Regions from separate parts of the Homo sapiens genome. Here all the other regions are linked to region 7. A link is a loop called in an ENCODE intact Hi-C map of the cell type or tissue named here. Cell type or tissue: heart right ventricle. All regions are shown on one strand. Region 1 has its middle 6.7 kb from the start of SH3D19-AS1. Region 2 has its middle 55 kb from the start of LINC02273. Region 3 has its middle 15 kb from the start of LINC02273. Region 4 overlaps GATB (glutamyl-tRNA amidotransferase subunit B). Region 5 holds the start of LINC03074 (long intergenic non-protein coding RNA 3074). Region 6 holds the start of GATB (glutamyl-tRNA amidotransferase subunit B). Region 7 overlaps FBXW7 (F-box and WD repeat domain containing 7).

What was found. Peaks named below come from ENCODE experiments on the same cell type or tissue, not always from the same donor. Only the 100,000 strongest peaks of a DNase experiment are listed, where the experiment ranks them.
Region 1: a loop joins it to region 7, with 4 times the contacts of the local background. A loop is called at or near these places in 19 of 110 quality-filtered maps.
Region 2: a loop joins it to region 7, with 2.7 times the contacts of the local background. A loop is called at or near these places in 18 of 110 quality-filtered maps.
Region 3: a loop joins it to region 7, with 2.4 times the contacts of the local background. A loop is called at or near these places in 7 of 110 quality-filtered maps.
Region 4: a loop joins it to region 7, with 3 times the contacts of the local background. A loop is called at or near these places in 5 of 110 quality-filtered maps.
Region 5: a loop joins it to region 7, with 2.4 times the contacts of the local background. A loop is called at or near these places in 2 of 110 quality-filtered maps.
Region 6: it touches region 7 in a loop (2.4-fold over the local background); 21 of 110 quality-filtered maps call a loop at or near these places.

What each region holds. Positions count from the first base shown.
Region 1 is chr4:151,115,498-151,119,497 of GRCh38, reverse strand. No RefSeq gene overlaps it. Among named protein-coding and RNA genes, the nearest start is that of SH3D19-AS1, 6.7 kb to the left of the region's middle. In heart right ventricle, a CTCF peak has its summit at 1,941 (motif pointing left); a DNase peak (open chromatin) is centred at 1,937; H3K27ac peaks cover 1,739 bases.
Region 2 is chr4:152,044,201-152,048,200 of GRCh38, reverse strand. No RefSeq gene overlaps it. Among named protein-coding and RNA genes, the nearest start is that of LINC02273, 55 kb to the left of the region's middle. RefSeq lists enhancers at 2,321-2,400, 2,521-2,570. In heart right ventricle, a CTCF peak has its summit at 2,293 (motif pointing left); no DNase peak of the experiment used is centred here; H3K4me3 peaks cover 813 bases; H3K27ac peaks cover 2,781 bases.
Region 3 is chr4:152,114,079-152,118,078 of GRCh38, reverse strand. No RefSeq gene overlaps it. Among named protein-coding and RNA genes, the nearest start is that of LINC02273, 15 kb to the right of the region's middle. In heart right ventricle, no CTCF peak of the experiment used is centred here; a DNase peak (open chromatin) is centred at 2,117; H3K27ac peaks cover 1,725 bases.
Region 4 is chr4:151,693,045-151,697,044 of GRCh38, reverse strand. All of the region lies in intron 9 of GATB (glutamyl-tRNA amidotransferase subunit B), which reads left to right. Among named protein-coding and RNA genes, the nearest start is that of GATB, 66 kb to the left of the region's middle. In heart right ventricle, no CTCF peak of the experiment used is centred here; no DNase peak of the experiment used is centred here; H3K27ac peaks cover 1,137 bases.
Region 5 is chr4:151,955,327-151,959,326 of GRCh38, reverse strand. It overlaps LINC03074 (long intergenic non-protein coding RNA 3074), which reads right to left and starts at 3,350. Exons shown (of 2, transcript NR_183803.1): 1 at 3,071-3,350. In heart right ventricle, a CTCF peak has its summit at 1,870; a DNase peak (open chromatin) is centred at 1,956; H3K27ac peaks cover 1,593 bases.
Region 6 is chr4:151,758,931-151,762,930 of GRCh38, reverse strand. GATB (glutamyl-tRNA amidotransferase subunit B) reads left to right here and starts at 1,924. Exons shown (of 13, transcript NM_004564.3): 1 at 1,924-2,124. The coding sequence starts at 1,949. RefSeq lists an enhancer at 1,929-2,208. In heart right ventricle, a CTCF peak has its summit at 1,695; a DNase peak (open chromatin) is centred at 1,840; H3K4me3 peaks cover 1,449 bases; H3K27ac peaks cover 1,473 bases.
Region 7 is chr4:152,383,451-152,387,450 of GRCh38, reverse strand. The region is part of intron 4 of FBXW7 (F-box and WD repeat domain containing 7); the gene reads left to right. Among named protein-coding and RNA genes, the nearest start is that of FBXW7-AS1, 48 kb to the right of the region's middle. In heart right ventricle, CTCF peaks have their summits at 1,465 and 1,665 (motif pointing right); no DNase peak of the experiment used is centred here.

The DNA of each region.
Region 1 (4,000 bases), 1.3 Mb after region 7:
TGGGACTACAAGCGCCCACCACCACGCCCGGCTAATTTTTTGTATTTTTAGTAGAGACGGGACTTCATCGTGTTAGCCAGGATGGTCTCGATCTTTTGACCTCGTGATCCACCCACCTCGGCCTCCCAAAGTGCTGGGATTACAGGCGTGAGCCACCGAGCCCGGCCTCATAGGTACTTTCTTATTCTGTATATTGATTGAATTCAAGGCAAGACTGAGCATGTTTAAGGAGAAACATAATTTTTATACTCAGTGAATTTTATGGGAGAGAAATAGGAACACATTCTGTTTCCTTTCAGGAATTTTAGGTTAAAATCTGATCTTGTTCATCTAAACCTCCTCAAACTAGAATCTCTTAATCCTTTTTCTTTGATAAATTAAACCTAGAGGGCTGGGCGCGGTGGCTCACGACTGTAATCCCAGCACTTTGGGAGGCCGAGGCAGGCGGATCACGAGGTCAGGAGATCGAGACCATCCTGGCTGACACGGTGAAACCCTGTCTCTACTAAAAATACAAAAAATTAGCCGGGCGTGGTGGCGGGCACCTGTAGTCCCAGCTACTCGGGAGGCTGAGGCAGGAGAATGGTGTGAAGCCAGGAGGCGGAGCTTGCAGTGAACCGAGATCGCGCCACTGCACTCCAGCCTAAGCGACAGAGTGAGACTCCGTCTCAAAAACAAAAAAAAACCTAGAGAAGCCTTTCCAAGCAAGGCGACTCAGTTGAAAAAAAACCTAGAGAAGCCATTTAATATATTATTCTTATCCTTTGAACACTAAAAGCGTTTTTCTTTAAAAGATGCCCTTGTTTACATGGCTAGAAGGGTAATGGAATATATCTGTCATTGTGCTCATATAAATCACAGGTCTTGAATTCAGTCTGTAATATTCAAAATGAAAGAAAGTGCGTTTATCAGAATTTATTAGTAGAACTTGCATTTGAAAAAAAAATTTTTCTATAAGATTGTAGATCAATACTCCTAACATTCATTTCTTAGTTTTTACTCAGTTTCTTAAGCTTACCTAAATATACCTAGAGAAAATAATGATGACTGTATGGACTAATAATTATAAGGCGATATATTCACTTTGGTATAATCATTAATGGTTTATTTCTTTTAATTAATGTCAAATGCACATGAGCCATATGATTCATGATTCAATGTCATTTTGAATGCCATTGAATGAATTCTTCACAGTGAATTTATTATTTTATTTTATTGTATTGTATTTTAGAGACAGGGTCTCACTTTGTTGCCCAGGTTGGAGTGCAATGGCATGATCTTGGCTCACTGCAGCCTTAGACTCTTGGCCTCAAGTGTTCCTCCCACCTCAGCCTCCCGAGTAACTGGGACTACAGGCATGTGCCACCATATTTGGCTAATTTATTATTTTTTTCATTTTATTTTTTGAGGTGGAGTCTTGCTCTGTTGCCCAGGCTGGAGTGCAATGGCACAATCTGGGCTCACTGCAGCCTCTGCCTCTCAGGTTCAAGTGATTCCCCTGCCTCAGCCTCCTGAGTAGCTAGGATTACGGGCACGCACCACTGTGCCCCGCTAATTTTTTTGTATTTTTAGTAGGGACCAGGTTTCATCATGTTGGCCAGACAGGTCTTGAACTCCTGACCTCAAGTGATCCATCCGCCTCGGCCTCTGAAAGTGCTGGGATTACAGGCGTGAGCCCCGGCATCCAGCCTAATTTTTTATTTTTTGTAAAGACGGGGTTTCACCATGTTACCCAGGCTGGTGTTGAACTCCTGAGCTCAAGCAGTCTTCTCGCCTCGGCCTCTCAAAGTGCTGGGTTTGCAGGCGTGAGCCACCTTGTCCAGCCAACTGAATTTTTTTCAGAACTAACGTGAAGTCATTTTCTAACTTGTGCCTTTTTACTTCACTGTAATTAAAGAAGGAAAAAAAATAGAAAGCCTGACTCAGAACAACACTACCATCTAGGGGCCGCTCTCTTAATTGCGAGCTCATCCTGTTATACCACAGAAGAGAGCCCTTGGAGACCAGAGTTCAACTTGCAGAGGTTAAATGATTTGCCTAAAGTCACAGTTACTTGCAGAGCCTAAAGTAAAACCTATCTCTGCGGATTTCCAATCCAGTTCTTTTTCCGTTTATTATGGCAAAGTGATAACATTTTTTTTAGCAGTTAAACAAGAAGAATTGATCCGTTTCATTGGCCTGTAGTGGTTGTAGCCTCTAATACTTAACGATTAGAAAGAATTACACAGTATGTATTAAAGCCTTGAAGTTTTATCCTTCAGGAAGAAAAGTCCTGTCAGCTTCTTGGTTTTATGTGGACAATTTATATTGATGTTACCTAGAAACTGAAACATGAATGGATCCACTAATGTGGATTCCTTTTTCTCTTTAATAGAAAATATTCAAAAATTTAGAACATCAGATCTTGTACAGCTGTATCTTGTAGGGCTGTGCCCTTGGCAACAGTAGAGCAATCATAAATCTAGATTTTCATTAAAATATAACACAAAACACTGTTATTAGTATTTTGGAGTATAATAGATTAACCAAAGCACTGTTAAGCTGATAGATTTATATTTCAGAGTCTGAGACATATTCTGATTTTTTTAAAGGAATTCTAATTATATGTATACCATGGATTATTTATCTTCAAGTACTGTAAATTAGGCAATAATTAAATGAAATATTTGGTTGTCTATGTTTCACAAAAATTAACTAACAATACCAAAATATTGGCCTCTGGCTGAGCACTATGACTCACGCCTGTAATCTCAGCACTTTGGGAGGCCAAGGCGGGTGGATAACCTGAGGTCAGGAGTTCAAAACCAGCCTGGCCAACATGGTGAAACCCTGTCTCTACTAAAAATACAAAAATTAGCCAGGCTATGGTGGCGTGGGCCTGTAATCCCAGCTACTGGGTGAGGCAGGAGAATTGCGCAAACCTGGGAAATGGAGGTTGCAGTGAGCTGAGATTATGCCACTGCACTGCAGTCTGGGCAACAGAGAGTGACACCATCTCAAAAAAAAAATGTGTGTGTGTGTATATATACATATATGTATATATGTGTATGTGTATATGTATGTGTGTATACATGTATGTGTGTATGAATGTATACGCATATGTATATGTGTGTACACGTGTGTATATATACATATGTATGTGTATGCATAGTATATACATACATGTGTATATATACATATGTATGTATATGCATAGTGTATACATACATATGTATGTATATGCAGTGTATACATACATATGTATACATACGTATGTGTATATGTATATATACGTATACATGTATACATGCATGCATTTATACATATGTATGCACATATATACATATACACATATGTGTATACACATACACACACTTTAAATATATACATACATATACACATACGTATGTATGCGTGTATGTATATACATATACACATACATATATACATATACGTATACACAAATGTATATGTGGTAATATACACATATATACTTACATATACATGCACATATACACATATATATACATACACATATATACGTGTATATACATATATGTATCAAAAAAATAATAATAGGGCCGGGATGGATGTTATACACTTCTAGGAGCTGACACCTGCAATAATTTTTCTGCCTTGACTTCTTTTTTTTTTTTTTTTTCTGAGACGTAGTTTTGCCCTTGCTGCCCAGGCTGGAGTCCAATGGTGCGATCTTGGCTCACTGCAACCTCTGCCCCCAGGTTCCAGCAATTCTCGTGCCTCAGCCTCCGAAGTAGCTAGGATTAGAGGTGCCCGCCACCACGCTTTGCTAGTTTTTTGTATCTGTATTTTTATTTTTGAGATGGAGTTTCGCTCGTCAACCCAGGCTGGAGTGCAATGGTGTGATTTTGGCTCACCGCAACCTCTGCCTCCTGGGTTGAAGCAATTCTCCTGCCTCAGCCTCCCAAGTAGCTGGGATTACAGGTGCCCACCACCATGCCCAGCTAATTTTTATATTTTTAGTAAAGACAGGATTTCACCA
Region 2 (4,000 bases), 340 kb after region 7:
GGACCCCTAAAAGGGCTTTTCTCAGGTCACTTAGTTTAGCGTACTTGGAGAAAGCCTCGGGAAAGGGAGTGGTATCAGTAATTGGGCTGCTTGTGAGGGTGAATGTCTTGCTTACCTGGCTATGGGCTGCAATAATTCGTCTTTCTGAAAGGGCATTCAGCCTTATCTCCCTCTGCTCTGTGCCAGAAGCTGTACTGGTCATTTTACCTGTGACAATCCATTTATTCTACCCAGCCATCCAGTGAGAGACTTACCATTCTTTTCGTCTTGCAGATTTAAGAATAAACAGTTTCAAAAATGCTAAAGTTCCTCACCCAAGGTCACACAGCTAGTACAGAGTGGAGGCAAGACTTGAAGCCATAATCTTATCCAGTATTACAAAGCTAAGGTCTACTCACAGGCAAGAATTGTGTGTACATCTAGAGAGAAGCCCTCCTATCCACCATGACAAGGTAGCACTGTAACAGATGTTGGGGGGCACATGAGCTTCTCACTGAGGAGCCCAGGGGGTGCTCTTCCAGGCAGAGCCCTGCCTTGGTTCTTCTGCAGGAGAAAGCAGATCCGTGACAGACACACAAGGTCCACTCTTCAGACCTTTCTGTGGAGCTGCAATATGTTCTGTTGCATGTTTCCCGAATTATTTGTAACAGGCAGCTGCAGTAGGTCAGAATCTCAGAGGTGTTTCTGAGATTCCAGACAGGGTGGGGGCTGCCACCCTGCTCTCTGGATGGGAATAATACAATTTACAAATGTGGAGCATCTGGGGAATTTAGGAGCTAAAAAGAGGAGCTTCTGGAGGGAAGTGGCTAAGATTCTTGGGCCTTCATGGTGTCAGGGAACAGTTTCAAGGATGTTTTACTTTTGCCATTGAGCTAATCATAAAGCAGCCATCTATTGACAGTTATTGTAGGCTCCAGGTACTGTGCGAAGGACCCTTGACGGGTATTAAACTCATACATTCCATCAGTTCCAGTGGCATTCAATCATGAGCCATTTAATCATGGCTCAACCATGCTGAGAGCTAGGGATCAGCAGCCACATTTTACAGATGAGGAAATGGAGGCTCCAGGATAATAACTTGCCCAAGTTTTCATAGCTTTAAGACCAAGTGAGGATTCAGACCCAGGCTATTTGAAGCAAACTTCATGTTTTTAACAACAACAATATGCTGCCTCTAATGAATTTATTCAGACGCTAATAAATATAGTAGACAGGCTTTTCTCCACCCTATACCCTACCCACCAAATGTTTGGCCAATTAAAATAGTTGAGTTCACTTATAAGGGGAACGGGAAAACAGCATTTGGGCTTGTCCCAGTTACATGAATTAATTCTGTCTTGGGGTTCTGATGGCAGCATAAACCAAAGAGCCCAGAATCCCATGATGAAATTATATCGTTAAAGCCCTTGGCGGCTTAGCTATTATTTTATGTAAAATATATGCATAGCTTCTGAGAATCCCTTTCCACCAGCAAACAGAATGAAAAATATATATATATATATATATACATTACTAATGACAGGATTCTCGGCTATCATGCCGTTATTTACGTGACATTATTGATAGGAATGTTGCTTGTTTGGAATCTGGAAGGTAAACAGAGTTTCAAATTTCAATCCTCTGTTGTGGAAAATAATAACCTTGGTGCATGGCCATGCAAATTAAGGAACTCTGAAACCTCAAGCCTCCAATCACAGCACTCCAGACACCAACATTCCAAACACGTCTGTCTCTCCAAAGAGAGCCAGGTTCATGCCACAGAATCTTTCCAGAGCCAGCATCAAAGGCTGTGTCAGGCTCAGTATTTGGGACCTCTCCTTGCAGCCGCAGTCCCAACGTGGGGTGGGGTCAGCGAGGGCAAATAACTAAATAGTTTTCTCCAAAACGCCATAGTTGGAATTCCCTCTCCTGGCCCGGGCTCCTTGCGTCCCCTCCCCGGCTGCCACACATTTCCTAGCGTCGCGGAGTCCTCTGGGCCCAGCGCCTGGCGGGCCTCACCCGACCCACCTGCTGCGCACGGCGTTGCCCAGCCCAGGCATTAAAGAACTTTCCTGCCGCAGAGAACCGAGCCCGAGACACGCCCTGGCTATCTATAGAAAATCCCTTTGGGGGTTCTGCTGACAAGTCACTCGAGATCCCTCCTTGGGCCTCATTATGTCACAGGAACCCTGGCTGGAATGCGGAGGATTAAATTCCTAACCCCTCCCTGTCGGCTGGGCCCGGAGGGAGGGAAGCCAGGAGCTCAGCGCCCACCTGGGCTCTCAGGCGCCCCCTATTGAACGTTCCTGTCCCTCTGGCCCCGACGGCTGCAGCGGCTCCGCGCGGGAGTCCAAGCCTGCTAAAGCCCTGGGGCTGCAGGCAGCAGGGAGGACCGAGGTCCCAAGGCCCTGTGCATTCTTACAGCATCCCGGGGACACGGAAGGGAGAGTGAGAACACAGACTTGATCCTCAGGCCGGCTCTAAATCCAGCTCCCCACGTGGATTTGGGCAAGTCGCTAATCCCTCTGGGCCGTGGTTTCCTCTCCCTAAGAGCACCTGATACATAAAATCATGAACTTTACTGCTAGAGGGGGAAGCCAGGGAGCGGAAGCTACGGAGGTTGTTGAGTTCTCAGCAGGTGCTGATGCATGGGGGGGTCACGGTCCCATGCTCCCTGAATGAGGACAGTAAAGAGCAGAGAAACACTTCAGATGCGGGCTAATTCTTTGTAAAAGGCCAGGTTACTTAAACCTAACTACCCTCTGTGTCCTTCATCCCTAATATAGGAGTACTAATGCTACCTACCACATAGGTTTGTTGTGACAAAAATGCATAAAGGACTTAATGACACATGAAAGGGTTAATGCACATAGGGGAATTCAAATGGTGCCTGTAAGCCACCTATTATTTTATTATTATCATTATTATTATTATATTACAAAAGAGTCACCTACTACCGTTCTTATTATAAGCCCTAAAGCTTTTGTAAACACAATGCTTTGAAAAGACCATTAATGTTGGTAGCATTTATTGCACGTTTATTACATGCTAGTCATTTTGCTGAGCACTTTTAGAAATCTATTTTATTTCTAAAACAGCCCTGTGCAGTAAGCACTATCACTGCCATCTTTTAGCAGGTGAAGAACCTGAGCTTTTCGTGAGCTGCCCCTGGTCAAAGAGCTGTAAGTGACTGGGCCAGCCACGGTCATTCCCCTTCCATCATGGGGTGCTGGTTCGGGCTGGATTCCACTCTTGCTCTTTGAACTTGCACACGTCCTTGACCTGTCTGTGTCTCATGTGGAGATAAAGGGCAGGTATTATTTTCTTCATGCTATTGTCGTGAAGAAAGTGCTGTGTAAACTGTGACGTTCCCCCCAGAAATGGGAGGACTTTGATCACTACACAGGAAGACAAGTCAAAGGAGAGAATAGAAAGTCACAGTCCCGGGGAGCCTGTGTCTTCCTGGAATTGTCTTGGTCCTCAGAGAAGTAGAAGGAACTAACTACAGGGACATAGGACACATTTGATCTGAGCCAAGAGCCCAGGGAGGCTCTTGTAGACCTGGGGGGGCCACTTGTGCTCTGAAAACTTGCAGGTTCAGAACCCGTCAGATCTCCTTGAGTCTTTCAATGACACACAAATAGACACACACAGACACACACACACACACACTGATGCTGTCAGTAATAATGCATCACCGGACTTCCACCTTAGCAGAGTAAGTGAAACATGTAAACAAATAATAAATTATGTCTGAGCCAATGGGGCGTAGAAGCAGTAACTATAAAATACTGCCCAGGGGGGAGAAAGTGTACTGAGACTGTGACAGAACACCCCAAAGTCATTGCCAACAGCATTATTTCATGACCTGAGTAAGCTGGCAGAGTTGTTACTTCTTGAAAGGAGACTTTGTCTTTTTCCTTTTTCTTAGACATCTGATTTTTATTCTCCTTTAAACAATGCAAATCTTTCCTTCTGAAGGGATCTTGGAAAGCAGATTCCTTCCATTGCTTTAAAGGGA
Region 3 (4,000 bases), 270 kb after region 7:
AGGCTGATTGCAAAAGCCCTATGGTGGAGATGCTCTGAGTCTATAGGTTGCTTTGTGGGGGCCCCTGTGTGCGTCTGTGTGTGTCTATGTGTGTGTGTACATCCCTCCTCCATGCCCCATCTTGTAACAGCTGAAAGGAATCAGCCTCCATGCTACAGGAACTTCTTCTTTGTATGGTTTTCTCATCTCCCTTTGCTCCCTTACGGCCCCCCTCCTGGCCCATGTGCCAGATCCTTCCTCCCCCTTCTCTCTTGCTCCTCTTTGAGGTGGTAACAGACCAACACAGCAATGCCCTTGTGACTCCCTTTTCATTTTCTCAGCCTCACTCAGATTAATGGAACAGAAACATGTGCTTGCATCTGATGCCAGTAATCATATCCTGAGTGACCACAGAGAGGGAGATTAAGCAAAGGTACTGGCCCGGTCCCGGGGGATACGGTTACAGGAAGAAAGTGTTTCTTGACAGCAGCCGCTCTGGCTCCCTCTCGCTTGCCCTCCTCCTTTCCTAGCTAGGCTCATTAAGTCCCTTGAATATTTTCCATAAGATTAGTTAAAATCTATCCAGCAACGGTCCAAGTCACTCAAGAACTGGGTTTTGATCTACATTCTGATCTTCACCCATGGATGTGAACAGAACATATTTCCATATTCTTTACTTTGATTTAGTCCCTGTGATTATATATTTTGGATGTGTATTTTTTCAAACAGTGAAAGGTAAACAAGTGTATGGTTATCTAACCTGATGACTTAATTCAGCAAGTATCAACCGTGAGCAAATGACTCCTTTAGTAGGACAACATCCCTGACCCAGAGGCAGGGCAATGAGGCACATACTCAAATACTGCAACATGAGATTCAGTGTGATGAGTGTGCAGGGATAAACTGAGTGAAGCCAGGGAGCACGGAATGGAAAGCACTCCTGGCTGGGGAAACTCTGGGAGGCATCCTGGAAGAAGTGGCATTTGAGATGACCCTAAAGGGAAAGGTAAGATTTTGGTAGACGTAAATAAAAAGAAAGGCATTACCTGAGAAAGGTCCAGCTTGAGTAAAAGCCTGGAGATGGGAAGACAGAGTGTTTCAAGATGAGTGGGAATTTGAGGTAAACTGCAGAAATGTGTACCTAGAGGGAAGGTGATGGAAAGTGGACTGGGAGAGCCTTGAATTATGATGGGTGTAAAGCCAGGCTTAGGACTTATTATCAGCAGTGGGAACCATTGCAGGTTTTAGGGCAGGGAGACAAAATAGTGCCTTCCTGATGGAACTTGAAGAGTGTCCTCAAAGAAGCACAGAATATAGATTGTGGGGAAAGGGGTGTGGGAGGAGGACAGAGTAGAGATGGATCCGTTAGGAGGTTACTGCAATGGTCTGAAAAAGAGTAGAATATAAGCACTTGATGGGAATACAAAGATGGTGATATCGGAGAGATGTGGTAAAGAGAGAACTTGCAATTGGTTGGATCTTGGGGGTAAGGCCATTGGGTAAGCCAGAGATGACGCTAAGATTTGGAGAGTGAACACTGGAGGGTGGCGGGCTCTTGGGAGAGGAGGTTATAAAGGGAGGACAGAACTGGAGCAGAAAATGACCCATTCCGTTTGGGATATTTAGACATTCAGAAGAGGCACCCGAGACCTGATGCCCGACAGGGGTTGGAGCTCAGAGTTGGTGCTGACAAGAGAGGCTGGAAGTGAGGACCATCTGCATGGAGGTGTCAGGTGAGGCCCAGGGTAGGTGAGATAATGAAGGAGGCAGCACAGAGGGAGGGGTGCTAAGCTCAGATCCCTGGGTAGGCACACACATTAAAAAGAGAAAACAACGGGAGTTTCCTGCCACGGAAACCCAGAGAGGGGAGATTTCCTGTGGAATGCTGAACCGGCTGAGGATGAGGGACTGGGGCAAGGCTGCAGGATTTGTGGCTGAGGAGGAGGTCCTTGGAGTCCTTCCTGGGGCTCCATCAGGAACGAGGTGGGGCGGAAGCCGGATTAGAAGCCCCGAAGAGCGAGTGGGTGGTGAGGAAGTGTAGGCAGCAAGTGTATTTCCTGGAGAGTTTTTAAAAATAGGACGGATGCACAATGCCCCTCATTTGTGCATAGTTTGAGGGCCTTCTGCCAGGGAAATCCAGGAGACTACGGAGGCTGTGAGGGGCCAAAAGCCACCATCTCTCGTGGGTGTTTGTAAGTTTCCCTCCAAGCCAGCAACCCTGGTATGTTGGTTTCCTCATGGTAGCAGGTGAGGAAGTGGTTGTATTTGTTGTCAGCATGTACTTGTTAATGTCACAAACCAGACCTCTCCTTCAACAAGGCCCAGAGCAGGTTGCCCCAAGGAATGAGCACTGACTTGGAGTTTTCTAAAATGTTCTGCATCTGGTTTTAGGGACCACCCTAAAGGGGTGACTGTGAAGGAATCACTGCTTTTCCAGGATCTTGGTAGGAGTTGCACGAAGAATAAACAAAGAGGCATGTCAGCTTCCAACGTCTCTTTTCTGTTTCTCAGGAGAAAAAAGACTCTAACCTTTTGAAGACAGACTTGAGGTTAATTGCTCTTTCCTCAGGAAAGCCTGCCAAAGAGAAAACAAATCCCATAAGTGATGTGACAATGCCCTAGGAAGGCAGTTGATTATCCTGGTTTAGGGAGAACAGGGACTCAACTGCCTCCCATGGAAACTCTCTCCTCTCCCTAGCTTCTCACAGGTGACCCTGACGACCCACCACCCCAGCTGTTCTCCATCACCTGACAGCTGAGCCTCCAAGATGCTGGCGAGTTCTGCCTGTGCATGGCTTTGACCAGCTCCAGCCAGAAAGAGGAACTTTCAGAGTCCAGGTTTGGGGCCTGTGGATGAGTTACCTGTTACCAAGAAAGGTTACCGAGTCTCCATCACTCTTTTGGGAATGAGGCCACTTCCTACTGACAGATCCTGTAGCTATTTATGGAGAGTTTTGGCCTTTCAGCATCCAATCCCTCTTTCAATCAGGAGGCGTTCTCCACTGTGTATTATCTGAGAGGGTCCCAATGTACCACCTCCTGCTGTGGAAGCCAAAGCTGGGGTGGGGGAAGCAGGAGGTGAGAATGTGACTCAGGATCAGTCAACCACATGGGACCCTGAATCTTGCAGGAGAGGCAGAAAGAGTCAGATGTGGTTTATAAATTATTGGCAGTTATTGAAAGTCTAGAGGTGCAGCATCAAGTGTCCAGCATGGTGACATCTCACTCCAGTATTCTAATTACTTTCTCCCGTAGTGAACTGGGCTCTGGTTCCAGCTCCCTGGCCTCCTTTGCTTTCTGTGTATTTCCTGGGCCTGGCCTGGCCTTCCAGCCTTTATGCCTTGCAGTGAATTTTCCTTTCATCCAAGTTAGTCAGACTGGGTTTCTGTTGCTTGCTGCCAAGAACCTTGACAATGTAGAACAGCGAAGGGATGTGCTATAAGGCATGAGCAATAGGTTCAACTGGACCCAAGACACACACACTGTATGAAAGTTACCCTCCTGCAAGCGACCCAGAATGTCAATCCTCCAGTGAGAGAGACAGAGAATAAATAAATGTCTATACATAAATACACACACACACACACACACACACACTCACACACACACACACATATGTCAGGTGGTGACAAGAGAAAAATAAAGTACAATGAAGGAGTAGAGATCGAGTGGGCAGTATTTTAGATGGGGTGGTCAGAGAAGGGGGAGGTGAGCAGAGGCCTGAGTGGAGTGACAGAGCAGCCAAGTCGGGTACTCAGAAGAGCTTTCCAGGCAAAGGGAGCCCCAAGTGAAAAGATGCCAAGGCAAAAAAAAAAGTGTCACCTCTCTGTCTCTCCTGCTGGCACAGCTTCCTGAGAGCAGGGACTCTGTCTGTTTTCTTCACATCCACCAGGCCTAGGACACTTTCTGTCATGTAAATATCTGTTCATGAATGAATATCTGCCTGGCACGCAGGGTACAGTTCTTCACACATCATTTGCAGTTCTTCCCGATTTGCCTACAGTGGGGCATAGGATGGGAA
Region 4 (4,000 bases), 690 kb after region 7:
TAATTTACATTCCCAGCAACAGTATATAAGCATTTCCTTTTCTCTACATGACCTCATTTGTAAAGATTAAAGAATAGAAATGTTGAAGCTGAAATCCAGGCATTAGGATTCTGAAAAAACGAGAGATTCTAATAGCATAACAAGTTTTTCTCTGAGTCAGTATATCAGTAGTAGTTATTATAATACAATGATCAGAATTATATGCATGTGCATTTTTCTTAGCAAAATCCTCCCTGGCTGATTTCTGTGGGGCATCTCTTCCTAAACTCTGTGCTTTACTTCACTCAGAGAACACAAAAGCATTGTAGCCATTTGCCTAAGCAGCCTAGAAAAGGCTGCCTGCTTCTAGCATGCTCTGCAATTCACATTGTACGACTTTTTAATCTATCCTTACAGCAACCCTCTGAGGCAGGGACTGCTGCTCTCCCCATTTACAGGTAGGGAAATGTAACCTCTTTGGTTCAATAACTTCCCCAAGCCCGTATTGGAGCCACATTCAGATCATGCTGACTTCAAGGCCTACGCTCTTCATTCCTAAGCTCTGCTGCCCGCTTGCATATATAATGTGCTATAATGTCAAACAGAAATAGTGTTTTTAGTTAATTGATGTTTGGAGTCACTTGTGTTTCATTAGTGGAGAAAACAGAGTTTGTACTTTTGTTAACATTCATGCCACTAGCGTTTTGTACAGCACAATCACAGAACATAGATTCATTTAAAAGTTTTTACCACTCCTATTGATTTTTAAGATGCCAGACTGCCCTATAAATAAACATAAAGTGCCATCCACTAAATTTAGTGAAAATCAGTCAACGCCAATGAAAAGCAGAAATCATGTCTATTTTCCAAGTGAAAAAATAAAGTTAGAAGAAAAGTAATATAAGCCGTCCTCTGCAGCTTTATTTATTTTGTTTCTTAAACCTTCTGCTGGAAGCACTTGAGTCCTGTCTGAATCGTTGGGAAGTTCCAGGCACGGTGACTCACACCTGTAATCCCAGCACTCTGGGAGGCCAAGGTGAGAGGATCACTTTTGGCCAGGATTTCGAGACCAGTTTGGGCAACAACGTAGTGTAGTGAGACCCCTATCTCTACAAAAAAAAAAAAAAAAAAAAAATTTAAATTAGCCGGGCATGGTGGCACACACCTGTAGTCCCAGCTACTCGGGAGGCTGAGGTGGGAGAATTGCTCGAGCCCAGAAATTCAAGGCTGTAGCGAGCTGTGGTCGTGCCACTGCAGTCCAGCCTGGGCAACAGAGAGAGACCCTGTCTCTAAACTTTAAAAAAAGAAAAAAGAATCTGAGGAGTGTCTCCACGTAGGGCAGAGTTTGTGGCATTTGTGGTTTGATTTTGCCTGGTGCCTCCTGTCCTTCAAGACTGGCCTTTAATAGGAACTTGGTAGGAAGCAGAGATGAGCTTGCAGGGCCCTGGCTGTGCATGCAGTCAGTAGACGGGAAGATCTGAAGCTCGTCGGTGGGAGAGTTCAGCGGAGGAAGCCAGAGCATCCCGAGTTGAGTGTTTCTTGAGGGCCTGCCACCCTGACTGCAGTGCCGGATGCTAGTTCCAAATGTCAGTGCTTCAGCTTTTCCATGTCTCTCCAGAGCAGCCCTACAGGGAATTGAGTTAAAACACTGACTTGGGGACAGACACCCTTGATTCCACATCTGACCTCTGACACTTTGGAGCTGGGAGGGCTCTGCAGGGTAACCAGAGCTGTTTCCCTCCCCAGCTGAAAGAGGGGGCGATGACTCACTTACCCCAAAGATGACAGACACAGCCAAATCTTCATTGAATCTAAAGCCTAAATATAGCCAAGCAGACTCCCAAGAATATGTCGCCAGGGAGAAGAGTGTTGACACCAAGCAACGCGCTAAAACAGTTCATTGAGAGCCACGAAAGGCAGGGCTGTAGAAACATCCCACATGGCCCCAGTGAGACTGTAGGAAGATGTACTTGCGAGCCCTCGAATCAGCACCCTGGGCTGCCATATGCTTGTCTTTGTCTTTATAGTCAGCCTCAGGATCTGTCATCTTACTTACACAACTTCATTCTCTCCAGCTGGTTCTTCCACTTTTAAAATCATAATCCTTTGTTTCTGACATCATGGAAAAGGTTAAGGTGTCTCCAAGGGACAAAGAAACAGAAAAGATATCATGACTACAGCTGGTTGTTAAGTGGATTGTTTTTCAAGAATTTTCCTTTAAGTGGCTAGTAAGCCAGAAATGACCAGGTTTGCTTTCTGGATGAATTGCCTATAAAATAATTTCCCATGATAAATATCTATATATCCCATATGTAATACTACTTTAAAGCTAATAGTATCTACAAACATATTGACTGGTTTTAGACTGGCCAGACTTACTGAGGTGCAAAGTACTCACCTTCTAACTACTGTTGAAGGAAAATCTATTTGGTCAACATCATCAGGCACCATATTTCAGCTCCGTGCAATTTTCAAAATTGATTTTATTCTTCATTTTATAAAAATTGCATCCAGTGCTTGCTAGCCTAAGGGTGCTTTTACAGTGACTCTATACACTAGAAAAATAACCAATGTTTTGTTCTGGTAAAGTTGAATAAAAAGATGTATCATCTAACTCTACTTCTGTAAAACCAGCAGTTCATTTCTTTTGGATGCAAGGGATGAGGAGCTTTCAGAGGGGAAGATGCTCTGGGCTCAGAGCCGTGTGACACCTCAGGATCCTGCCCAGTAGGGAGACAGTGCAGGGAGGAGTAAAGTCCTGAGTGCCAGCCTTGGGGACCCACAGGGATTCTGTCCCCAACCTATCCCAAAGCCCAATTTCCTGTGGAATAATTTCCTTTTCAGGATAAATATATATTATTTCAGGTTTCAGGCAGATCTTGGAGGAAAGGAGCAAATCCTCACTGCCTCTGTTGCTGTTTTTAAGCTGCAGCCAGAAAGCTCCTATTGAGCAACTCAGGTTCCTTCCATGTGGGGACGATTGGACAGTGGTGGTGTTAGGTGCGTTGGAACGTGACTACAATTGGAATTGATTTCTTGACAACACACTGCCTGTGTCCCATTCGTGCAGATAGTCTTTTAGCAGTGCCGGTCTGCTGTCAGCTTGTAGTACCTGAATTATTTGGATTTTGATTATTCGGGGGAAGTTGTTATTCCCAAACTGGTTTCCTTCAGCATCTCCCCTGGAGTTACTGCATCTCAGAGGATGTAAAGTCATTTTCACATTAGTTTGAATATCCCCTAAATGGAACTGGTGCCTGAGTTGAACTCAAGATCTGTCTACTTTCCAGCTTTCCTGGGAACATAGCACAAGTGAAATGGTTGGGGCCAAAGTTTTGCTCAGATTTTAGGGGCTCCCAAGCCTTGCTGGGGAAATGACCCAGGAATAAAAATTGTGGGCACCAAAACAGGACCCTGGACCCCTAGTTCTGTGTTCCTTGGGAGAACACACCCGTGATGTTTGTGGGTCCATTTCAGAGCCTCTGCAGATCCCTGTATTCTTGCCAGCAGCAGTGGAGGTTCTGCATTGTTCTAGCTTTCTCCTGACACTCTTGAGGGGGGGGTCGTGTTTCCTGTGCCAGCCTCACACCACCAGTTAACTTCTGTTTGTTTTCTCCACTGACGAGGCCTCTCTCAATGAGTAATTTTTCTGTTCACAGGAGCACTCGCTGAAAGATTATTGCAGCGGCTTCTTGTTTCTGTGAAAAGCAGAAGGGGCACCGATTCCCGTGAACCCACCCAAGCCACCGCCCCACTGAACATTCCAGTCCTTAGCCTTGCCCTGACGCCTGCTTTCTGGCTGAGAGCCATCACTGTCCTGGGCCTCTTTGCTTCATTGCCATCCCCAGCACTAGCATTTGGTGTTATTTTCAGGGCCATTTTTTTTTTTACATAGCTGTTGTATTTGAGTTTTGTTTTTCTCACTTTATAAGAATGACCAAATCCACAGGAATAATAAAGCAGCAGTGCCTGCGTTGATACGCAGGTGATGAGCCTCCTCCAGCGTCTGCACAAATGCTCA
Region 5 (4,000 bases), 430 kb after region 7:
GAGACCACAGAGCCTGATGCTGCTAGCACCCGGTTGTGCTGGGAGGTGGAGACGCACAGCTGAGACTTAAGTTTGGTTGCCATCATCATTCCTTCCACCTCTTGGCTTTCCCTTCCAAAGTGGTGGCCCAAAAAGCATCCGTCACGGAAAATGTCTCTTGTTGTTTTTATTTATTAGATTTATATTCTATGTAAGACGACTTTAAGCATCTTGAGGGCAGAGACCAATTCTTACACTCCAATGCCCAAAAAAACTCCCTTAGGGCTAAGTAATCATCATAATAGCTGACACTTCTTGAGCATTGCCACATGCCACTGTCCCAAGTGCTTCATGGGGATTAGGGCTTTTAACTCTCACACCTCTCAGTGAGGTGGTAGCTTTATTATCTCCAGGTGAGGAGATGGAGGCACAGAGAGGTGAATACCTTGTCTGAAGCCACTCAGCCAGGAAGTGGCAGTTTGGCTGTAGCAGTAATGCTACTGGCTGAGTCTCACCCCTGCCGCCCCACAAATCTGTTATTGAAGTCCTGAGCCCTGTTACCTCGGCTGTATTGAGAGACAGGGTCTTTAAAGAGGTATAAGTTAAAATGAGGTTGCTCCTGTGGACCCTAAACCAATATAGGTTATGTGGTGTCCTTACAAGAAGAGGGAATTTGGACACAGACAGATACAGAGGGAGACCCCGTGAAGGCACAGGGAGAAGATGCCATCTGCAAGCCAAGGAGAGGCCTCAGGAGAAACCACCCTGCTGACACTTTGATCTTGGACTTTCTGCCTCCAGGACTGGAGAAAATAAAGTTCTGTTGCTGCTTAAGCCAACATGGTGGCTTCACCCAATCTGTGGTATTCCATTACGGCAGCCCTAGAAAATTAATGCAGGTACCTAGTATTTTAGAAAGACCTGGAAGGCATTGCTTTATTTATGAGGTCACTCAATCTGGCCCTGCCGTCTCTCCTGTGTTACTGTGTGGAGGTGGCGTCTCTGGGTCCGAGGCATCTGGCATCCAGCAGCCTGAGATGCCCATGGTTTCCTCAGTGCTACATGTGCCCTACTAGGTAGAAACATTCATCCTCATCACACAGAAACTGTTATTCACTGGCTTACACCTGATACAAATCATGGAACTTGGCTTTTTCATTCATCCGTTCATTAATTCATGGAACCAATAATTATTCCATGCCTGCAATGTCTCAGGCACTTTCCTGAGTACTGGGACTGTAAAGGTGACCAGAAACGTGTTACAGTCTCAGGGAAGTAATCGTACAAATACATGTAAAATGTATTTTAATCAAGTAATCAATCAAGTAATATAAAATAATCAATGTGGTAAGAATTTAAAAAGACAGACGCCATGTGATGGAAGCAGAAAGTAGGGGGAGTTGGCCAAGTAAGTGGGGGTCAGCAAAGGCGTGAGCCTCTGGAGATGGGGAAGATGGGCTGTAGTTAATTACACAGAGAAGACACAGGGAGTATCCAGCAGGGGAGACAGCAGGGCCGAGACCCAAAGGAAACAACCCAACACACACCAGCCCTGCCTCTCAGATGCTTGCAGAATGGAGGGAAAAGGGAAGGAAAGGAGGAAGGAAGCAAGATGAGGAGAAGAAAAGATAGAGTAGAAGAAGGAAAGTCAAAGGGAAGAAGGAAACCAACATTAATTGAAACGTACTACATTCCCGGCCATGTGCTAGGCATCTTCACATGGTTCAGTTCATATTTTCAGCCATAATAAGAAACAGCTCAACAGGACCGAGAGGAGAATGAGTGCCTCCTTATATTTTAGCCCCCAGGTGCCTCCCTTGCCTCAAGGTCACCCAAGCCCGCAGCTCTAGACTAGACACATGTTTCCATATCCCTGTGGCCTGGGCCACCAGCAGGAGGCCACCCCACTGTGCTGCAGCAAGCCCTCTCTCTGAAGCCCAGCACAGGAGCAGCGTTCTCTGAAAGCCTCACACAACCAGTTAGGCGCCTGGACAGTCCCCGCAGCTGAGCTACCACAGCCTGTGCATTCCATTGTCTCTGCAGCCTCCCTGCAGGACTTTGAACAAAGCCCGGGGGGCTGGTGAGGATAACAGAAGGTCAAGAATTGGTGGAATGTGATAGGATGTGCTGAAGGATTCAGATTCTCAGGAAAAGTCCAAGATAGCAGCAAGAATTTATAGCTCAAAACCAAGACCTGGAATACAAGCAGAGAGATAAACTGGGCTATTTTAAATTGCTGCCCAAGAAGTGCTTTTGTGCTATATATATACCAACAGAAAAAGAGAGAGAAAAGCTCAGATCAAAAATATTTTAACATACATTTACTTGCCACTTTCAAAAGGCCTGGTAACACTTAGGTCAGAGGAATTCCTTCTATTTTCTATAATCTATCACAGTGCTTAGCACTGTCATTCTCCCACCTCCTTTACTAAAGAACACAAGTAACAGCTAAATGAATTTTGTTAACCCAATATCTCCAAAAGTATGATTGAGAGCCTTGTCTTTTACCTAGATCAGCATCTATATTAAAGTCCACAAGATAATTTTTTTAAACATCTAAAGCTGGGAAAAGCTTTGCTTCCTTTCCAGTAATAAGAGCTATAGAACTTGCTAAGTTTTCCCTTTTACCATGGCTCGGAGTCATGATTAAAGTTCAACTGTTGCAATTATGTTGACCGTTATGCTTAACAATTACCATTTCTTTTATCTGGTTGTGGTTTTCTCTTTCCTATTTCTCTTTGCTATTTACCATATTCCTCTTTCCTATTTACCATATTCCTCTTTCCTATTTACCATGGCTTCCATGAACATATTTTTGTTGTAGGTTGTTGCACCTTCTTTGAGAAGGGAGTGTAAACAGAAATCAAACAAGTTCTATTATCTGCCCCTGGGCCAAGCTTCTCAAACTAAGAATTCCTGTCCTTGGTCATTGCTTTAAAAGCCTTAGCCACTCTGACATGACAGAGATACCTTACCTTTCACCTCTAGTTCTCACAGGAAATAATTTGAGTGCAGAGTATATTATCTATTGCTATATAACAAATTACCCCAAAGCTTAGCAGCTTAAAACAATAAACATTGATTATCTCACACAGTTTTCGTGAGTCATGAATGTGGGAGCCACTTAGCTGGGTGGTTCTGGCTTAGTCTCTCATAAGATTGCAGCAAAGTCATTGCCCACGGCTGCAGCATCTGAAAGCTTGACTGGTGCTGAAGAGTCTGCTTCCAGGGAGGCTTGCCACACTCCTGGTAAGGGAATATCGGTTGTGAGGGGTGCTCAGTTTTTTTCCACATGGGCTCCTCCATACAGCTGCTTGAGCATCTCACAACATGGCAGCTGGTTCCCCCCAAGCAAGTGATCCAAGGGAGACAGCAAGAACAAAGCTGCAGTTCCTTTTATGACCTAGCGTACGGGGTAACACATCATCATTTCCACCACATTCTATCCATAAGAAGTGAGTCACTAAGCAGAGACCACACTCAAAGGGAGGGTAATTAGCCTCCACCTTTTGAAGGAAGGAGTATCAAAGAATTTATGGACCTATTTTAAAACCACCACTCAGATTATAAAACTATTTTCTTTTTTTTTATGTAGGTATAACCAAGGCACAACTTGGTATTTGACATTGCCTTTACCTAGCTGCAAACTGGGGTAGAAAAAAACATGAAGGTTGGGCACGGTGGCTCACACCTGTAATCCCAGCACTTTGGGTGACTGAGGTGGGTGGGTCACCTGAGATCAGGAATTTGAGACCAGCCTGGCCAACATGGTGAAACCCCATCTCTACTAAAAATGCAAAAAAACCTAGCTGGGTGTGGTGGTGGGCACCTGTAATCCCAACTACATGACAGGCTGAGGCAGGAGGATCACTTGAACCCAGGAGGCGGAGGTTGCGATGAGCCGAGATAGCGCCACCACATGCACTCAGCCTGGGTGATAGAGTGACACTCCATCTAAAAAAAAAAATAAAAGCATGAAAAAGAAAATGTTTTTTTCCCAAATGATATTCTGCCAGCCATC
Region 6 (4,000 bases), 620 kb after region 7:
GTCCCCCTCTCTTTTTAGCTAGAGATACAAGATTCCATTCTCCTCTGTTGTCCTAACAAAAGTGAAGCCATTTTGTGCTCAGAGGCAACTCTCCTGACCCCTAGTCTGGGCCAGAAAAACCTGAGGAGCTAAATAAGTAAAAGAAAGCTAGCTTACCTAGAGTAAAGGTGGAAAACATGGAAACTCAGAGGGAAGACTCTAGTAAAGGATCTAGAGAATCATCTGAACCTTAAATAAAGGGCAATAATTAGAGAGAAATTTTGGAACAAGTCTCCACCACTCCCTTCCAGTCCCTGTCATTTTTGTCATTTTCATCCTTGGTCAAATGACTGATACTTCTGGTGTGGCAATTTAGAACAGTGATAGTGGATGAAAAAGTAGAAAAGATGGAAAAAATAAATGATGACAATTTTAAGGACAGTAACTAAAGTTTCTTTCTTCCATATGGATATGCAATTGAAGTGTATTAAAGGAAAAGATCAAAGGTTACAGCCAACTAATCAATGGATTATTGATCAATAACTGAAAATCTATCAATGTGAAGTATACAAAATATGCAGCTTTTCCCCTTGCCCTGCTCTATACTCAGAATTAGGCATCACTGATGTCTACTTGATTTCTCCTCTTGAATGTCTCCAAGGCAACCAAACTCATATGTTTTCTTTGCAAACCTGTTCCTTTTCTGGTTTCCTTATCTCGGTGGATAACTTCATCAGCCAGTTGTGCAAACCAGAAATCCAGGAGTTATTTGTTTCTCCTAGCCTTCCACCATCATATCCAATCCATCAGAGTCCTTCAATTTTACTTCCTATATCTATCTCAAACAGATCCATTTCTCTTTGGCTCTGCCACCACCCTAACTCATCATCTCTCCCCTAAACAATTACTGCTCCAAAGGGCATCCACTCCATCCTTTGTCAAATGCATTCTCCACACTGCACTACTTTATTCAACAAATATTTTTAAGGAACCTACTTTGTACTGTAGTGAATAAGACAGACGAGGAATTTGTGGAAATAGAAGATAAACATCAGGCAGTCAAAAGCACTACGAGGACAATCAAAGTCGGGTGATGAAATAGAGAGTGGCTAAATGACTATTCTAGACTGTGTTCAAACACAAGAAATCGGTGGCAGTTTTAACAAGGGGTATTAGTTTTGACACAGGAAAATGAAGGAAGTCCGCTGGGACGATGGTATCTGCTCCTAGCATATAAGGAGTGTGTTTCTGATACTGGCCAATAATAAAAAGGAGGTTAAAATGTACATGAACATTCAATCTAGGGCTGTTTGTCTCCAATTACCTCTGCTTAAACATAGCACTTACTACCTATATGGAAGTATCTTATTTTTGTTAACTTCTGTATGTCTCCCTTCTTTAGAATGTAAGCTCCATGAACATGCGGGCCATAACTGTCTTGATCTCTGCAGTAACTACAGTGCCTAAGAGAACTGAGCCTGGCATTACGGTAGGCATGCAAATAAGTATTTGTTGCATTAACGCACAAATTGCTGAGTGAAGCAGGAGAGTAGACAGAGAATATAACGGATTGGGTTTGGGGGCTGAGGAAGTCTCTGCTGAGCTGTCAAGGTCATTTACTTCCCCTTGCAAGGTTAACTGGGTTATAAAATCCCGGCCACGCTTTAGCACCAAGCATCAAGCGCTCACACTCTAACTTATACACACGCTCACAGCCACAAACCTCTCCAACTCCCCGCTAGGAGGAGTCACACCTCCCCACCCAGAAACCCTCCCACCCTCTCCTCTATTTCTCCTTCCCTCCCCTCTCCGCGGGGTTCCGGCAGGCTTCGAATCACAATGCTCGCCGGGAATAGTAGTCTTCCGGTCCGAGCCTATGGCGTTTTTAATGCATTTCCAGAACTACGCTTCCCAGGGAGCCTCGCGGCATAGTGAGGCTGAGTCACCTGACCAAGACCCTGGAGTTACAATGGCGGCGCCCATGCTGCGCTGGGGCTGCCGTGGAAGACGTTGGGCTTTCGCCCGGGTTGACGGTGGTTCTTGCCACCGAAGAGGGGCTCCGACTGGGTCCACATCCAACCAGATTAGGGGAGAGAGCTCAGTGGCTCAGCAGCCCCTCCACACGGCCCAGAAGACGAGGAAAGGGTATTCTGTTTCATACATTTCTGCCCACCTAACTGTGAGGTGGAACTGCAGGACTGGGGAAATAATGGCAATTACGGCCCAGCTTCTAGACGTTTTGGCTGACGGGAGGGCGTTGAGTTATAACCTGGAGCCCCGAAACCTAAATAAAAGCACAAACAGACTTTCTATCAACTCCGCCCCCATATATAAACCACTGTTTTCAAATAGATGTAGTTGGGGAATTCGCGAGTGTAAAATAGCAAATATTTTCTTGAAGGGTGCACAGACAGAAGAGTGGATTCGGTCATCTTACTAATAGCACTAGCAGTGGGGACGGTGACACGAGAAGCGGGATCATATTTAGCTGATTTTATTTAGCGCTAGTATGGGCTGGCAGCGTTCTAAAGGTAGAAAGGGAGCCTTTACCTACAAGCTCTTGGTAGTGGTGGGTTATTGTCATTAGTCAGAAAACACTAGCTATCTGTGCAGGCGTTTTATGTTGGAATATGTGTGACTAGACCTAGGAGGACGCAGCCAAAAGAAGAGATACTCCCCCTGGTTATATGGAGAGTTTTGCTTATTTGGCCAGATATCCCCTGAACAGCTGTTTATGCTTCATTATGTAAGAATTAAATAGTTTCTCTTTAAATACAGAAACATATGGCAAGTTTCTAATATTTTGTTTATTCTTTGAGACTAGTTGGCATTATTTTTACTTTCAGTTGGAGGAACAGAGGGAAATTGTCCAGAAAGAAGTATTCAGTTTTGTATTCTTTTCGTGAATTAGATTGTTTCCTTGTGAATGGAAAGTACATTTTTTCTCTCATGTAATGGAAATGCAAAAATACTTTGAATGGTGCTTTACTGCATGCAGAATTTCTAATGAGTTCCTACTTTAATTCCCCTCCCTTATGGGCTGTGTTTCCAAACTTTAAAAAGAAGGACTTATTCTTGCAGTACTTCAGATATAGAACTTTATATGTTGAAATGATTGAAACAAAACAAAACGATGTAAAATATGTATATATATATATATGTATATACACAAAATTACTTGGGAGAAGAGCAGGATAGGAACATACATGGATTTCATAGGGAATAAGCACATTTATAAGGACCTGGAGAGGCCTATGTACAGACCCAACAGAGTAGGACTGACCAGATAAGAGAGATTATTATAGCATTTAACAGCTTCTTAGATTTGATAGCAAATAAGCATTAAAAAAGTAACCTGAAATTAGGTCTCAGGAATTGAAAGTGATTTGGGGGACCAAAAATATGCCGCATCAGATGGTTTAGTGTGGTGGAGTTTTGCAAAATTTTTTTAAGAGTATCATTTAGTGGTGATTTATTGTATCTGTGTCTCTCTGGTTATTATACATGCAAACCAAAACATGGTTGAGAATTTCCTTTTTAAATAAGAGACGTGGAACTATTTATCATTATTTCTCTAGTAGTAGAATGTTGCCATTTATGTTAATTCTAGATAATGTGGGAAAGATCAGCTTTCATCATTTACTGAGTGATTACTTGATAAGTTACAGTTAATTTGTTAAATGCCGCTTTTCACTGAAGTCAGCCAAGCAGTTGTCACCTGATACCCATTTCTAAATTGTTTTAAGACGCCAAATTGTTCCTTTCTCTATAGCCTTCATGTTTATATCATCAGCCTCCTGATGCCATGTTGTAAATGAATTTTAGTTTGCCAATCTCAGTGTAGGCGCTTATTCTAAATTGTTTTTTATTTAGTCACTGATAAAATATGACACATTTTTAATGTGAGGATATAACATTGTATTAAGTTTAAAACACATATAGGAAATTAACATTTGTGGTTTAGACTTATAGAAATTCATTCATGGTGACAAATATAATACATCTTAACCATTATCTCTTT
Region 7 (4,000 bases):
GATATCTATGATGTTAGGAAGACTAAAAACTGATTTGGTAGATAAAATAATCTGCTTTACTCTGTATCTGTGAAATAAGTGAGTATGCTTGATAATACCATATTATCTGATCAGAAGGATTTTGATTCTGATTTATTGCACTTCAGTAATGGTATACTTTTTAGCATGTGGGACTTTCTGTTTCTACAACAGAGTAAGTCACTTGTTGCCTGAATTCACAGAAGCAGTGAATAATACTGAATTCAAATAACATACGTTGATATTATTCCTGTGAAAGTTTTTGAGGTAAGACTTTGAAAACTCTTGGTATAAAGTCAATTTGAATTTGCAGGGAGATTTACATCTTCTGAGTGATTTGTTTTAGCTGATTCAGGAATAATTTATGAAAAATGGAAAATCTTTGTGCTGCTCATATGCTGTGGCTTTGGTCAGGAGCAGTTAAATTTCTAGCCTTTTGTATAATACTGAATGAAAGAAAAGATGGAAATCCAGAGTAAATTGCTGTGATGGTATTTTTATTGTTGTTACAAGAGAATTGGAGTGCTTGGACTTGTAATGCATTTTACAGATACCGTATTGGTGATATTTTATTACATGTCACATTTATATATAATTGTTTTTACGGATGCAAATTTTTAGAAGAAAGAAAATCAGGGAGTGATAAGTGGGCAAAATAAGTTACCTTATATAAAGACCTTTTCTTTACTACAAGTTCCCTAATGTTTAGCCCATCTTGGATGATCAGTGGTATCTGGAATCTTAAAATGCCAAGACACTATGGCTAAGATACTACAGCTTCATATTTTGGCAAAAATTTTGACAGAATTATAGAAGTCTTTCTGAAACTTACAAATAATATGTTTTAAAATATTCTTTTCCAAAGTTATTATAGATGGATTTTAGAATCTGCTTTATTTCCTGGTGATTTTAAAATTGGAAATGTAATCTACAAAGCTCTATGTGATTTTTGATTCCATTAATAGTAGTAGTAATCATAATGACAGTTTAATTAACACTATCGAACACTTACTAGATGTGAGGCGTTACTCTGTATACTTATATCAACTAATTTTTAATCCTCACAACAGTCCTATGAGTACTGCCTAGGTGAACTTGAGACACGAATTAAATTAAGGTCATACCTGGTAAAGCCAGGATTTGGACTAAGTTAGTTTGGTTCTGGAGTCCATGTTCCTACCTATCATATTGCACTGCCTTATTATTTGTGGTATCATCTTTAAAAGAGCTTGTCTGTTTTTAAGAGTCTCAATTTGGGTAGTAATTAAAGAGTATCTTTAATGTTTTTAAGAGTAGAATTGAGACTCAGACTTTATCTTTTCTTGAACACATGGAATTAGCTACATTTTGAAGTATTAACAGTTGGGGTTCTTATATACCTTGTCTATGATTTCCCTCATTTATTAGGGTTTTTGTCTATATTTGAAGGTTTGTTTTTTTAGTGTTTCGTGTTGATTGGGAATATCGCATTAGAAATACTGTTACTTGAATCCTCCCAAAAAAATGAAACTTGTAGTATATATATTTGGAAATTAGTACTCACTTTGCCCAATCATTGATAATGTCTTCTTTTTCCAAAAATATATTATGACAAACACAGGATTCTGTTACAGCGTTTGGTTTGCCACAGTTGCAATGCCCTGTATTATCCAGTTGAGGGCAGCTATTTACTGATTTAAAAAAATAATAATTGAATTAGAATGTTACCCCCTTGTGCTTACCAAAACTTGGTATCCACTAAAAAACTCCACATTTGAGGTACAAACAGCCTTAATTGTGTTCACTTATGTTTTGTTTCTGTTGTCATTGTAAATTATTTCATGAAAATGAAAAGCCTAGCTTTACTTCATAGTAACTTTTGGTCTCTTAGAAACTAGAAACTGTTGATTTTAGTTTTAATTTTCCCAATCCAAGTTCTTTTCAATTCTAAATCTTTTTTCCCCCCGTTAGGATCAGACTCATTGAGATCAGGGATTTTCTTATCTTTAAAATGTCTGCATGTAAATACATGTGACTTTAGAGTTCTTTGAGGGCTTTTAAATGTAAAAGTGAAAATTTATAATATTGAATACATTATCTTTATTAACCAGTGGAATAACCACTGATGGCTAACTAGGTCTTTGATTCATTTTTCTAAATGCCAAATGAACATGTTAAACTCGTAGAATATATTACCCTCTTCTAATTTTTCTGCATTGGAGTATCACATTGTTAAAATTGTATCTTCTATGTAGTTCAGGAAAAGAAATTCAGGGGGGTTAATTATCCAATTGATTTCAAAGGTATCACTGAGACAGAATTTTTTTGAAAATAATCTCAGACTGCAGAAAACTGTTGTAATATTAACAGGTAGTGTTAGTAACTGAGATAAGGATATTCCATGGGACCTACTTTAGCAAAAGGGATTGTCTAATGAGAGAAGGACAAAATATGACATATGTTTCACAAACAAAACAATTAGTCTTATGTTGGAAAATAAAGTGAACATCTGAGGAGATGCTAAGACTAGCATGAACCTAGTATTCATTCTGCAGGATAGTAAGTTGTCTCATAGGGCTGTAGACATGGTATCTTGGATATCATTCTCACTTTTTTTCTACTACCAGTTTATAGGTTTCCAACACTCTCATATTATCTCTTCTCTCTCCTAACCTTAGATCTCTCGAGGTTTTTTTGGTGATGATTATTCCATTTTCAATCATTTACTTTTTTGTTTAAAAACATTTAAAATTTATGGTTAAATATCCATAACATGAAATTTAATATTTTAACCATGTTTAAGTATACAATTCAGTGGCACTAAATATATTTACATTGTTATACAACCATTACCACTATCCATCTTCAGAATATTTTCATTTTCTCCTACTGAAACTCTGTGCCAACTAAACACTAACTCTCATTTCCCCCTCTCCCTGTCTCAGACAACCATGATTCTGTTTTCTATCTATGCAAATTTAAGTATTCCAAGTACCTTATATAAGTGGATCATACACTATCCTTTTTTGACTGACTTATTTTACTTAGTATAGTATCTTCAAGGTTCATGCATGTTGTAGCATATGTCAGAATTTCCTTCTTTTTCAGAGCTGAATAATGTTCCCTTGTTTGTATATGTCACATTTTGTTTATTCATTCATTCATTGAGACTTGAGTTGCTTCTACCTTTTGGCTATTGTTAATAAGGCTGCTATAAGCATGTGTATACAGGTATCTGTTCAAGTCTCTGCTTTTAATTATTTAAGGTATATACTCAGAAGTGGAAATGCTGGATCATGTGCTGATTTTATGTTTAAATTGTTGAGGAACTGCCATACTATTTTCTACAGCAGCTACATTCATTCATTTCACATTGCCGCCAAGGATGCACAAGGGTTCTGATTTCCCCACATCCTAGCCCATGCTTGTTGTTTACTGTTTTGTTTTGTTTTAAAACCATCCTAATGGATGTGAAGTGGTAGCGCATTGTGGCTTTGATTTGCATTTCCCTAATTAGTGATGTTGAGCATCTTTTCATGTGCCTATTGACCATTTACATATCTTTGGAGAAATCTGTTTTTGTGTAGCATTGCTGCCAGTGATTTTGCATTTTTAACTACATTTTAAATTGTGGTATAAGAGAAAGGTCTACTAATAGGAATGGGACTATTTCTTGTGCATAGATTGCCTTCCCAGCAGCCCACTTTAATATTTAGCAATGCTAATCTTTCCAAAGTCAAAAAGAAATCACCCATTTCTAACTTTCTCCTTTCAAATCCTTTCTTGTCTCCGTCAAAATTCCTGCTATAAAACTCCATAAAAGCTTGGAAGTTAAAAGTTGGAAGGAGAGATAAGTGGAGCTGACTGGCTGTTGGAAGAAGAAAATAGAATGGAAAGAGAGAATAGTTGATTGAGCACTGTGAATGGATAGTTCACAATCATTATCTACTATCTGTTAGGAATATGGATTATAGTATAAAGATTAATTAACACTTGCACAAAT